Linked DNA regions of Homo sapiens: all the other regions are linked to region 3. A link is a contact called in ENCODE Hi-C or POLR2A ChIA-PET data. All regions are on one chromosome and are shown on one strand. The core of a region is the stretch at or near the end of the contact, and the rest is flanking DNA. Distances in the headings are between cores, read along the strand shown. Region 1 holds the start of AGPAT1 (1-acylglycerol-3-phosphate O-acyltransferase 1). Region 2 holds the start of ATF6B (activating transcription factor 6 beta). Region 3 holds the start of NFKBIL1 (NFKB inhibitor like 1).

The links. A loop is a pair of places that touch in the nucleus more often than their neighbours do. ChIA-PET counts read pairs that join two places held with the same protein, here RNA polymerase II (POLR2A). Pooled maps may share reads with other maps.
Region 1: a loop to region 3 is called in a pooled map, with 6 times the contacts of the local background. The contact joins the promoter of AGPAT1 here to the promoter of NFKBIL1 in region 3. A Hi-C loop is called at or near these places in 3 of 168 maps with a recorded cell type or tissue (aorta, ascending aorta and sigmoid colon), 3 of 37 single-sample maps with no recorded cell type and 19 of 50 pooled maps. POLR2A ChIA-PET finds 5 or more read pairs at or near these places in 1 of 52 experiments (activated B cell).
Region 2: a pooled map shows a loop between it and region 3 (8-fold over the local background). The contact joins the promoter of ATF6B here to the promoter of NFKBIL1 in region 3. A Hi-C loop is called at or near these places in 19 of 50 pooled maps. POLR2A ChIA-PET finds 5 or more read pairs at or near these places in 7 of 52 experiments (CD4-positive, alpha-beta T cell, CD8-positive, alpha-beta memory T cell, GM10248 and 4 more).

The regions. Positions count from the first base shown.
Region 1 is chr6:32,174,295-32,178,339 of GRCh38, forward strand. AGPAT1 (1-acylglycerol-3-phosphate O-acyltransferase 1) reads right to left here and starts at 1,790. Exons shown (of 7, transcript NM_006411.4): 1 at 1,520-1,790. RefSeq lists an enhancer at 3,871-4,045.
Region 2 is chr6:32,126,526-32,130,203 of GRCh38, forward strand. It overlaps ATF6B (activating transcription factor 6 beta), which reads right to left and starts at 1,721. Exons shown (of 18, transcript NM_004381.5): 1 at 1,592-1,721; 2 at 1,146-1,225; 3 at 917-995; 4 at 578-669. The coding sequence starts at 1,682. It overlaps FKBPL (FKBP prolyl isomerase like), which reads right to left. Exons shown (of 2, transcript NM_022110.4): 1 at 3,570-3,678; 2 at 2,182-3,329. The coding sequence starts at 3,255. The coding sequence ends at 2,206.
Region 3 is chr6:31,546,167-31,550,219 of GRCh38, forward strand. NFKBIL1 (NFKB inhibitor like 1) reads left to right here and starts at 1,442. Exons shown (of 4, transcript NM_005007.4): 1 at 1,442-1,585; 2 at 1,997-2,273. The coding sequence starts at 1,529. ATP6V1G2 (ATPase H+ transporting V1 subunit G2) reads right to left here and starts at 442. Exons shown (of 3, transcript NM_130463.4): 1 at 312-442; 2 at 1-43. The coding sequence starts at 393. ATP6V1G2-DDX39B (ATP6V1G2-DDX39B readthrough (NMD candidate)) reads right to left here and starts at 682. Exons shown (of 13, transcript NR_037853.1): 1 at 312-682; 2 at 1-43. RefSeq lists an enhancer at 1-475.

The DNA of each region.
Region 1 (4,045 bases), core at 540-3,039, 630 kb after region 3:
TTATCCTCTTGAGTAGAAGTGACTACTAAAAGAAGTCACTGAGAAAGTAACGAACACACCAAGCCTAATGGTAACCGACTCTGAATAGATACATGCAATACATAGCCATAATGAAGGCAGAGTAACAATAATCAGGAAGAGGTCATCTCACAAGAGAAATGTACCGAATGGGATCAAGATGCCACAGGGAAAGATGCTGCTCTCATCAAATGTGTGCCAACAGTGCAAAGAATGGAGGATAATGTCCATAAATAAATACCAACAATGGGGTTCACAGCAGGATTGACCCTGTGACATGCATTGAGCTCATGGACACAGACTGTACACAGCCACTGGAAAGATAATGTTTGTGTAGAGAGGTATGGGCCAGGGAGGTCACCAAGGTAAGGCATGCAGGGATGGTTCTTTGCAGACCTGGAGACCCAGTTACCTTCTTCTCTTAACACTTGATATTAAGTGACCCTCTTTGGAGAACAAAAGTCCAAGGATTTAGAAATGCAATGGAGGGCCAAATTTAATGAGCATACGGCTCACAAAATATACTGATGACAAATTTATAACACACATTCTATGGTCCTGTTACATCAGTGTATCATGCAAAGGCGCATACACATGTGTTCTGTGAACTGTGACTGGGAAAACACAGCAAACAGGCCAATTCAGTCAGACATCAGAGTGTGGGGTATTCAGCCAAGCCATGGGATCCCACACATGAAGACTACTGCAAATGGTAGGACCATGGACATGTCAGCCAAAGCAAAATAAGGTATATAACCTTCACATGCTGAAATAAACATGCCAAAACATAAAATGTGCAAGTAACATGAAATTATAGAACAGGTGCAATATATGAAAACTCACACACATGCGGTACTTAAAACATGTCAAAACTGGATGTGAGACATGGACACAAGAATGAAGAATGGGCAATTCTGATAGAAAATAACACACCATTTCTACACAGCCTATGGATAGCATTGGGACAACCTAGTTGCACACAAGCCATTAAACATGTCAAAGGCACACAGACTCAATGTAGAAAACATGGCTCCCATAAGGCATTTGTGTGTCAGTAAGGGTCTAGCAGTGTGGAAGGCCACTGAGAAACAAGAGGTCCTGTGCCTAGATGGAAACAGAGGCACCTAAGGGTATTCCTAAGAGGCAAATTCTGCTGGCCTTCTCCCCTCATGACCCTTCAAGAGTCATGTGGGGTCAAAGGGCAAGAAAAGGAATTGGGGAAGGTGTAGGGAATTCCCTCTCCAGGATTCCCTGTGCACGCTCCCAGTCCCAAATTCACAAGGGTTTCCATTTCTCCTCCCTCCCAGGTCTCTTCCATCCTTCCTCCCTCTCAGGTCCCCTCTCCTATCCCCAGCAACCCTCTTCCCAGTCGGCCCCTCTCCTTTCCCCAGCAACCCTCTCCCCCAGTCGGCCCTCCCAGACCCAATCTCTCCCCTTCCCCTCATCCTAGTCGCTTTCAGCACCCTCTTCCCTCCTCCTCCCATCCCTTTCCCGCCCACACCTCAGAGGGGTAGGGGGCCTGGGGGGCTGGCCCCCTCCCCAGCCAGGCTGCGGCAGCGGTGGTGGCGGATGGCTGTGTCTCTGTCTCTGTCGGGGTGTCGGTGCCAAGGGGGCGACGGGATTTGGGGGTGTCCTAGCCCCGGCCGATGGAGGGGAGGTGGGAGTGGGAGGTTGGGCCCATAGCGGTAGGAATGGTGGGGGGCTGTCCCCCCAGCACCCTCCCTCCCTCCCTTTCTGCTGTCTCTCTGAGGGCTGGGGCTGCTGCCGCCGCTATTCCCCCGCCACCCCTCCCCAACGCCTGCTGGTTTCCGGGGCCGGCCAGGAAGTGGAGGGCGGTGATGGGCAGCCTGTTTTGCCAATCGTCTCCCAGAAACTCTGGCATCTCCTCCCCACATCTACCAGTGTCCTCTTGCGAGCCCCGCCCCAGGGCTCTCCCTCGGTCTTTGCCCCCATCTCTGGCTCCAGCTGCATCTTTTTTTTCTCTAACTCCCTTTCAGCTCTGGATCCCCTGGTGCTGTATTCCTCCTTCCGCACATTCCTTCCTTTATTCTCCATCAGCTCTCTTTTAACTGCCACTTTTACTTGGTCTCTTTTTTTCTCAACTCCGGTTATCTGCTGCTTATTCCCCCCAACTATTCTTAAGGACCCCTTTTCCCGTACCCATTCAATTCTAAACATTTATCAAGCATCTACCTACCATATGACAAGCATTAAGTTCACCTCTCTTCTTTTTCTCTCCAGGACTCCATCTCACTCCATCTCACTCTCCAGTCCTCTGGTCTGGTTTCCTTTGCCCTTTGTCCCTCACTATCTCCCAGCAGTCCAGCTCCCCCCTCCACCTGCCTTCTCTGGCCTTTAAAGAGAAGAGATCTCTTTGGCCTTATCCCTGACCCTTTCCTTTTCCATGCTCTTTTACCTCTGTACCTTTTCTTTCCTACTTCCTTCGTATCAGTCTCCTTACTTGCCCAAGCTGAGACAACCCCTTCTCACAACATACAATATGGGTACATCTTTTCTTCCAATGGAAATTTGGCTTCAGGGGTGCTTTCTAGAAAAATAAAAAGTGAGGAAGAATGCCGATTCCTCTGGAATGCGCGTGCCTCCTTAATTTGGTAGCCATGTATCTAGTTTTCCACCCCCTCTTCTCTTCCTCCACTCCCATTATCCCTTTACTAGGATCATTCCATCACTTCACTCTCCTTCATTTCCACCTTTCCCTCTCAATATCTTCCTTCCTAAACCTCAAGCTTCCTGAATCCTCATCTGCCCCAGTCCTTCTTTACGCAACTGCTAACTTCTCATCTTTCCTTACTCTTGAGTCACATGGGATCTTTTATCAAGGTCCCCCCTCTAGCCACACCTTTACCCTGCATTAGTTTACATGCCCTCGGGAAGAGGATTGGTAGTGGGAGGACTGTTACCTAATTCTGCTCCTTTAGTCACAGTGAGGGTCAGTGATTGTAGGAAAAGCCCAAACTCCCCGGGGTCCAACCTGGGAAGAAGACCCTATTTCTGATGGGCAAATTATAAAGAGGAAAGGGCGGGTCTAGCCTCCGCGGGTCTCCTTAAAAGGGGCGGGCTTTGTCCCTTTTGCACCACTCACAAAGGGGTTGAGCCCAGAGCTTTCCTGCTCTGAAGGTTTAAAACGGAGTTGAAGTCAATCCTGTTCTACTCTGTGTACAACATTAAGAAAGGGGTGGGCCTTTAGTTCAGTTTTGCTCTGTAAATCACCTAATATGGGGAGGGCTGAGTCGTCCAGCCGAATGAGTTGGGTTAACACCAGCGCCGCAGATCGATGTTCCCACTATCCAAACGTCGGGCTAATCCCAGTTCTGCTCCCTTAACTAAAAGGGAGGGGCAGACCCAAGTTCTGCTCTCTACGTCACCAAAGGAGGTTGGAGCCATTTTGAACCCTGCGACCCTAGTGTTTTCCCTCTTTTCCTAGCTCTTCGCCGTCTTTCCCGATGTCGGCCAATCAGGGGAAAAGGAAAAGGCCCAATCAGCAGAAAGTCCACAGCTGAAGGACCCGGATGAAGCGAGCCTAGGACTTTGAAGTGCAAGCCTCGCCAATTGTAGAGCAGTCACCATGGCGACAAGATAGGGGTGAAGAGGTGGAAAAAGAGAAGGTTAAACCCTCACAGGATTGGCCCACCCCCGTCCCGCCGCGTGCTGCGCAGGCGCGTTTTACCTAACCACCATTTTCCGTCAAGTTTTAGCCAATGAGTTGATTTGGAGCCATACGCTCCAAAGTCCAATAGCAATCCGGACATTCTCTAAAAGAGGAAGCGAAGGAAAGAAAGGGGCTTATAGTGGGCGAGGTCTATAGGTAGTCCCGAGCAAATTGCTTATGGCTTTGGTTATGACTGACAACTACTCAGACGAATAAAGCCCTCCTTGGCCAGGCGACAGCGTGTAGCGAGTTATTACCAATCCCTTGGCATTGCACATTGACTTAGACCGTATCAGCCAATAGCCATTGTGCGAAGGCAGGACTGCACTAACCTTTTCCCGCCCCTACCCTTTGGGC
Region 2 (3,678 bases), core at 471-2,970, 580 kb after region 3:
TAACTCTCTTCTTCCCAGCCCCACATAACTCTTTATATTAAAAAGACCCAAGATCAGGCGTGGTGGCTTATACCTGTAATCCAAGCACTTTGGGATGCCAAGGTGGGAGGATCACTTGAGCCCAGGAGTTTAAGTCCACTCTGGGCAACATAGGAAGACCCCATTTTTACAAACAATAAAAAAAATTAGCCAGACATGGTGGCATGTGTCTGTGGTCCCAACTACTCAGGAGGCTGAGGCAGGAGGATCACCTGAGCTCAGGAGGTCAAGGCTACAGTGAGCTGTGACCCTGTCACTACACTGTAGTTTGGGTGACAGAGGGAGGCCCTATCTCAAAAAAAAGCAAAAAACAAAAAACAAACAAACAAAAAAATCTTCACTGCTAGATAACCAAAGGGGATGTGGAAAATGAAGATATTAAGGAAACGGCAAAGGTAGTGGAGAAGGCCCCCCACACCTCACACACCTCATGACTCATAGCACACAAATCATTTAAATCATTTCTTTGTCACCCACGGGTGAAGGGAATGAAGCAGAGTCCCCGTCACAGAGAGTAAGAGGGATATGGCTCTCTCACCTCGCTGGATGGCTCTGTGGAGAGACGCGATGACTCGGAGCTGAGGGAGGAGGAAGAGCAGGGGGAAGATGGCTCAGACTTCACCTGAAGATCTGGAGGAAAGGGAGTTAGAAATTATCAGGAAGCAGAGCTTAAGAAGAGTCCAAAAAGTACCCAAGGACATGTCGGTGGGGATTCCTGTACCGCAGCAAGGGAGAAGAAACAAAAATAGGGGATTGAAGGAGAGAGGATAGGCACTTATGTAGAAGCGTGAGGATATAGGAAGCTACGTAGTTTCTGGGAAACAGTGGGAAGATGAGGGTTTCTGGAAATCTGAGGGAACGACAAAGACTACCTTACCTGGGAAGATCGGCAGGAGTTCCCATGGGGGCTCAGAGGGGCTGACATCCATCCCCACGTCCAGGGAGCTGCCGTCAAACTAAATAAGGGAGGATACAAGAGGGCAGGAGTGTGAGAAAGGATGAGAAAGTAGGGGTGACTCCAGATGAGTTATGGCCTGTGAATGGGTCCAGGTTCTGGGCTCACTTTCCACCCACCAAGGGTTAGAGAAAGGCTGGGGACACAATACCGGGACATCCTGCTCCGGGCAACGGAAGAGCTGCGTCTGCTCCTCGGCCACTTCATCTAGGCCAGAATACAAGGTGCTGTCTGCAAGAAATGCTGAGCGTCGGGGGGTCGTTCGGTGGCCCCAGCCTACAGATCGCACACAAGCCCCCGCCCCATCCCTCATTGGCTCCGCTCGGCCAGACCCACCGCCCGCCCACTTGAAAAGTGATACAACCAGGGCGCTTCAGCCCCTCCTTCCCCGACCCCGGAACAACTCGACGTTCCAGCAGGGAGCAGAGTTCTTCCCTGACTTTTGTATCCCCCTTAATGCACAACGAGCCCCCTGCTCCGCTCTCCTTCAGATGGCGGATTCCGTATTTGCCCAGACTTCCTCTTTAGGCCCCCGCTTCTTTCCCGCGTGCCTCAGGGACAGTTTGCCACAGCCCTCTCCCCTCCCCGGTGCCTCACTCTGCAGACCCCAGTCCTCCGGGCTAAGCAGGTTGTCGGTGAAGAAACGCGTCGGGTCAGCAATCTCGCTGAGCAGCATCAGCTCCGCCATCTTTCCCCCCCACCCCCCAACCAGGAGACGGTTCCCAAGGCCCGCCTCTCCCCATCACCAACTAATCAGTTGACTCTTTCAAAAAAGGGGGCGTCCCGGAAGCTCTACCGACCAGTAAGAGACCTGGGTGCTGAGCACGTGAATCAACAGATGCGGATGACTGTGTAGGCGGGCCCAATGGGAGCACAGCAGCAGGAAGTAACTTCCAGACAGTGCCATACCGCCAAGCGCATGCGCCAAACAGGCTCCAGTGATAAAGCGCCTGGGAGATGTAGTACCCAGTATTAAGGTCCACCATCTCCCCCAGCCACTACTAAGTTTAGTTTAGACAGCTTCTATGTGTCCTCGGAGATAGATAAGCCCCTCAAAAGGGGCGCACTGTGACCACTGCTACCTCCCCTAGGAAGCCAAAAGCTGAGAATGGGATATGGGCTGAAACCTTCCCTCTGGCCCCCCACCCCCAAATCTCACAGCACAGACCACAATTCACAAGTTCCTGTCTCTTTTAAGGTTTAACTTTTAATCAGCCAAACATCTTGCGCAGACCCTGAGCCAGCCCTGCATCCTGGTTCTTCCCCTGAATGACCACCTTCCCCAGTTCCTCCTGGGCTGCCCGGTTTTTGGGATCTATCGCCAGCACCTTCTTGAGGTCAGCAGTTGCTTTTTCCAGGTTCCCAAGGGCAGCCTGGGCAACCCCCCTTCGGTATAAGGCCTTTAAATGGCCAGGCTCCCGCTCCAACACCCGGTCACAGCTCTGGGCTGCCAACTGAGGCTGCCCTAGCAACAACTGACAGGCAGCCAGATTGGCATGAAGGACAGTTCGTTCTGGAGGGCCAGGTGGGGGTAAAGTCAGGAGCAGCCGAAGAGCCCGTCCATAGCATCGGGCAGCTCCTTCAGGGTTCCCAGCTCGAAATAGTTCTGTGCCCCTTGCACGTTCTTCCCTGGCCAGGGCTTCCTTCTCGCTAGTCTCCAGCTCCCAGGAGTCTCGGCCTTGAGTGAAGGATGCCAGTGTGAGCCTGACAGGAGGTCCAGAGTGCCCAGGCAGCTGAAGCTCTGCTTCCTCACCTTGACACATGGACTCCAAGCATTTCTCTATGAGCTCCCCCCAAGTTTCCTCCCTCCATGGCCCTACGCCCATAGTTAGCTCTGTCCAGCCCTCTGGCGGCCCTGATCCGAAAGGAAACCCCAAAGCCAGTACCCGGCAGCAGGAGCCTAGTTTGGGTTTGTCCAAGCCATGGCCACGGATTACGATCTTCTTGACAAAGCTCCCATCGGGGCAGTACCAGAGATCAGAAGCTTGAAGGGCCTCTGGCATCTGACTGGTTGATCCATGAGACTTATGAGAGTCTCCTTCAAGTTCAGCAACCAGTTTTTCAGCTCCTTGAGTATGCTCTAGAATTTGGCTGGCTGGATCTGGGCTTACTTCCAGCTCAAGCGTTTCGGTAGGAGGGTCTCGGGGCTGCTGCCTAATCTGAATAACTGAATCAAGGTTCTCCCGAAGGTTCTTTTCCCACTCTTGTTGCGGCTGAGAGGTGTCCTTTTCTCCAATTGTATTGACTGGTGGCGTCTCCATATGGATGCTTAGTCCCTTCCACGGTGAGTGAACAGTTTTGGTCAGAAAGGGATGAACCAGGTTCAGGTCAGCACCTGAAAAGAAAACCAAACAATGCTAATAGCAGGGTTCTTATTTAGACTCCTTTCTCGTCCTTTCCCATTCTTCTGAGACCCAGGCCCCTAGTCCTGAAAGTCCCCAGTTTTGCTTTCCTCCAAAAATCTGCTCCAGCTTCCCCGTTCCACCCACATATAATTTAGAACTATAAATTCCACAATTCCCTGCGGTTAAGGTAGCCGCGCCAACTACGGACACCCGGTCGGGTCAATAAGTACCTGCGCGGCCAAAGTGCCTAGCATGGTGACAGGAGGAGCCGGGCCATTCGAATCACCTCTCCTTCCAAAGCTAAATGGCTACTGAATGCTGCCCTCGGAGCCTTGCCCC
Region 3 (4,053 bases), core at 192-2,691:
ATCTGTGCCTCCTCCTTTGCCTGCTTCAGTCGCCGGGCCTTCCCTGGAGGCAGAAGAAAGGACAGTGAGTGGGGATGGACCCACACACACACAATGTAATAGCAGGAGTCAGTCCCTTCCAGAAAGTTATACAGCCTTCTCTCAGCCAACCAGGTGCCAGATTCTAATATCCATCCATTTCTTCCCTCCTAACCAGCCTCCAGACCCTAGCTGTCTGTCTTCCCGCCAGCCTTGGGTTTTCCCAAAATGTTTGCTGTCCCCCACCCCCAATTTTCTTTCCAAACTCCTAAGGGAGGAAAGAGGAGACTCACTCTTTCTGGCATCTGCCACCTTCTCAGCTGCCCGCTTCTCAGCTTGCAGAAGCTGCTGGATACCTTGGGACTGACTGGCCATTTCTGTTGTTATGGCCGATGCTGTTTTGAATGCTGTCAAAGTACCAGATGGCTCCCACCCCCCACCGCTTACTTCTCCTCCTCCAGCTCGTTGCTGCAGTCCTCCACTACCCCTGGGTCTTAGTGCTCCCCTGCTCACTCAGCCTCCTGCACCGAGTGTCTCTCCCAATCTCATCCTCCTATTGATGACTGGTCCTCCTCTCCAGCACTTCTTGCTCAGGCAGTACCCAAAGGGGCCGCCTGGGAGCAGCAGAGACCAGGCCCAAAGCTGCGGGCTTACAACAGGTTAGCCATCCCAGTCGGAAAGGTCTAGGGATGAGGCAGGGGCGGAGACGGGGGAGTACTGAGGTGAGAGAAGGAGAACTTGATTGGTGGTAACAGAGGAAGCATAAAGGGTTGTGAATGCGGTGAAAAGGTAAGGATGTCATCATGCAACCTGTGTTGGGAAAAGAGCATTCTGGGCTTAATTCTAAACTAACTCTCTACCTTTCTCTCTCTCTCCACCATCCCGCCCCCTCCCCTGCCTCCCGTTGTTAACATCTCCATCTTTTTCTACATATTTCTCAAGTCCAAATTTTTGCATCTCACTTGCCCCATCCTACGATAGTCTTCTTCCGTCTTTTGTCTGTATTTTTTCTTTTTTTTTGATCTGTCCCTGTTGTTGTCCCACTGTGGTTTTTGTTTTTGTTTTCCATGTTTAATGTGATTTTTATCCTGTCTTTATCTCCTCTATTTTCTCTGTCTTCTCATCTTTTCGTCCATCACTGAACCATCTCCTCTCTCTGCCAAGTTAGAGGAGGCGGGAAAAAACCTCCAAATAACTCTCTTTTCTCCCTCCCCTCCCCTCGCCTCCTTTTCCTCGCCTCCAGTCCAGTCTTCTGGTTTCAGACGGCCCCTTTAATTTAAGTTCCCTAGTTTCCCCTGGGAGATCTGGCCAAGAACTACCCGGTCGGGGCGGAACGACATCCGGTAACGCCCCTCACAGTTCACTTCCGTCCTCCACCTGCGTCTCTGCTTGCGCCATTTCCTCCAGCCTGGAGTGTCTCCGCCCTTCCCGCCTCCCGTCTCCGAGCTTCTTAAACACAGGCCTTGGGCCTACGGCTCTGGGGGTACTTGGGGGGGCGGGGGCAGGTCTGATGAGTAACCCCTCCCCCCAGGTTCCAGAGGAAGAAGCCTCCACATCTGTCTGCCGGGTACATGATATTCAATTTCTAGATCATTATTGGAGATTATCTGTGACTTTTTAAAACTCAGATTTCTGCTGATAAAAATTTTCCCCATCCGGCCCTGTTGGGTTTTTTTAAAGTTCTTTGTTAAAAATTAAAAATTTACCTGGGCTCCTGAGCCTTAAACCAATTATTTACCCTTTTCTCGAATTTTACATTAAAAAAATTAAACCTCTGATCCTATCACCCCCCTCAAAAAAAATTTTTTTTCAAATCTATCATCTGATAAAGGATCAGGGTTAGGTTAGGCCTCATCTCTTGCTGAAGATATTAAAAAAAGACGGAACCAAAGGGAGAAACAACAGGGGATGTCAGAGATGGAGGGAGAAGGACCAGCCAAGGCTGAAGTCCTGACTGCTGCCTTTTTTCCTTCCCCAGCCCAAGAGTTCCATGGCCTCCACTTCCCGCCGCCAACGCCGAGAACGTCGCTTTCGTCGTTACTTGTCTGCAGGACGGCTGGTCCGGGCCCAGGCCCTCCTCCAGCGACACCCAGGCCTCGATGTAGATGCTGGGCAGCCCCCACCACTGCACCGGGCCTGTGCCCGCCACGATGCCCCTGCCCTGTGCCTGCTGCTTCGGCTCGGGGCTGACCCTGCCCACCAGGACCGCCATGGGGACACGGCACTGCATGCTGCTGCCCGCCAGGGCCCAGATGGTGAGTCTGCTCAGTGGGGAACAAGGTCATAAGCAGCTGACCAGACCTGAAATGAAAGCCAACCAATAGTTGAGAAATAAGCTGGTTATTTGGTCATCAGGACCTAGGGAAGGAGTTAACCAAGTTGGCATGTGGCTGTCATTTGTCCCTTTACATTACTGAGCTACCATTGTCTGAAGAACCCAACATTCCCCAAAGATCAACTGGTCTTCAAATTTCACATCTGTTTAGATTAGTAGCTACTTTGTTTCTTGACAGATTGTTTGCTCGTAGCCAAAAAGTAGCATAGAAGGTAGGCTCTGGAGTTAGATTGCCTGGATTCAAACCCCAGCTCCAAATCCCAGCTCCACACTTCATAGCTACGTATTCTTGGACAGGTTACTTGAGGCTTAGTTTGCCCATGTGTAAAAATTAAAATAATAACAACCTTTGCTATGTGCCAGACATTTCTTATAAAGTAACACATTTAATCCTCACAACAATCTTAGGAGGTGAGTACTGATATTATCCCCCATTTCCCAGCTGAGGAAACAGGGCATAGAGAAGTCATTTGCCAGAGTTACAGTTATTCACTGGTAGAGCAGAGATTATAACCCAGATGGACTAGATAGAGTGTCCATGCTTTTAACAGCTACATTGTCCTGTGTTATACATTATAGCATTGTACATTGATTGTGCCCATGTTCAGAGTACCCATGTTGTGCCATATATGTTTTGAGAATCAACTGACATAGTACATAATTAGAGTACCTGGCACACACGATAAGCACTTGGTATATGCTGGCGATTGTTGTTCCTGTTTCTCTGTTTTTTGTTTTTGTTTTTGTTTTTTATGAAGTTTCACTCTTCTTGCCCAGGCTGGAATGCAATGGTGCGATCCTGGCTCACTGCAACCTCTACCTCCCAGGTTCAAGTGATTCTCATGCGTCAGCCTCCCAAGTAGCTAGGATTACAGGCGCATGCCACCACGCCCAGCTAATTTTTATATTTTTAGAAGAGATGGGTTTTCGCCATGTTGGACAAGCTGATCTCGAATGCCTGACCTCAGGTGATCCACCAACCTCAGCCTCTCAAAGTGCTGGGATTACAGGTGTGAGCCACCACACCTGGCCTTGTTCCTGTTTTTGTTATCAACAGGTCCATACTCCCTTAACCACAATTCTAAACTCAAAAACACTCTGAGAACCAACATTTTTCATCAGGCTGCCACCAAAATTCATTTGGTGACAGAAACCTAATCTGAACTAAAGTAAGACTATTATTTATTTTCATCCTACTGATGTCAATATTCATACATTTCCCTGCAGAAACACTCATGTGTTTGGTTCTTGGGCTGCCTAGGCCCTCCTGGGCTACCTAATATAGAGTGAGTGTACTTTTAGGTCAGCCCTATCAAGTCCCAAAAACATTTGAATTCTGCAAAACCTTTGGCACTGAAGGATTCAAATGGGGAACCTGGTGATATTATAATAGTGGTGGAGGCCAGGTGCGGTGGGTCATGCCTGTAATCCCAGCACTTTGGGAGGCCAAGGCAGTCAGATCACGAGGTCAGGAGTTCGAGACCAGCCTGACCAACATAGTGAAACCCCCATCTGTACTAAAAATACAAAAATTAGCCAGGCATGGTGGCACACACCTGTAGTCTCAGCTACTTGGGAGGCTGAGGCAGGAGAATCACTTGAACCCGGAAGACAGAGGTTGTGGTGAGCCGAGATTGCACTACTGCATTCCAACCTGGGCAACACAGCAAGACTCCGTCTCAAAAAAAAAAAAAAGAGTG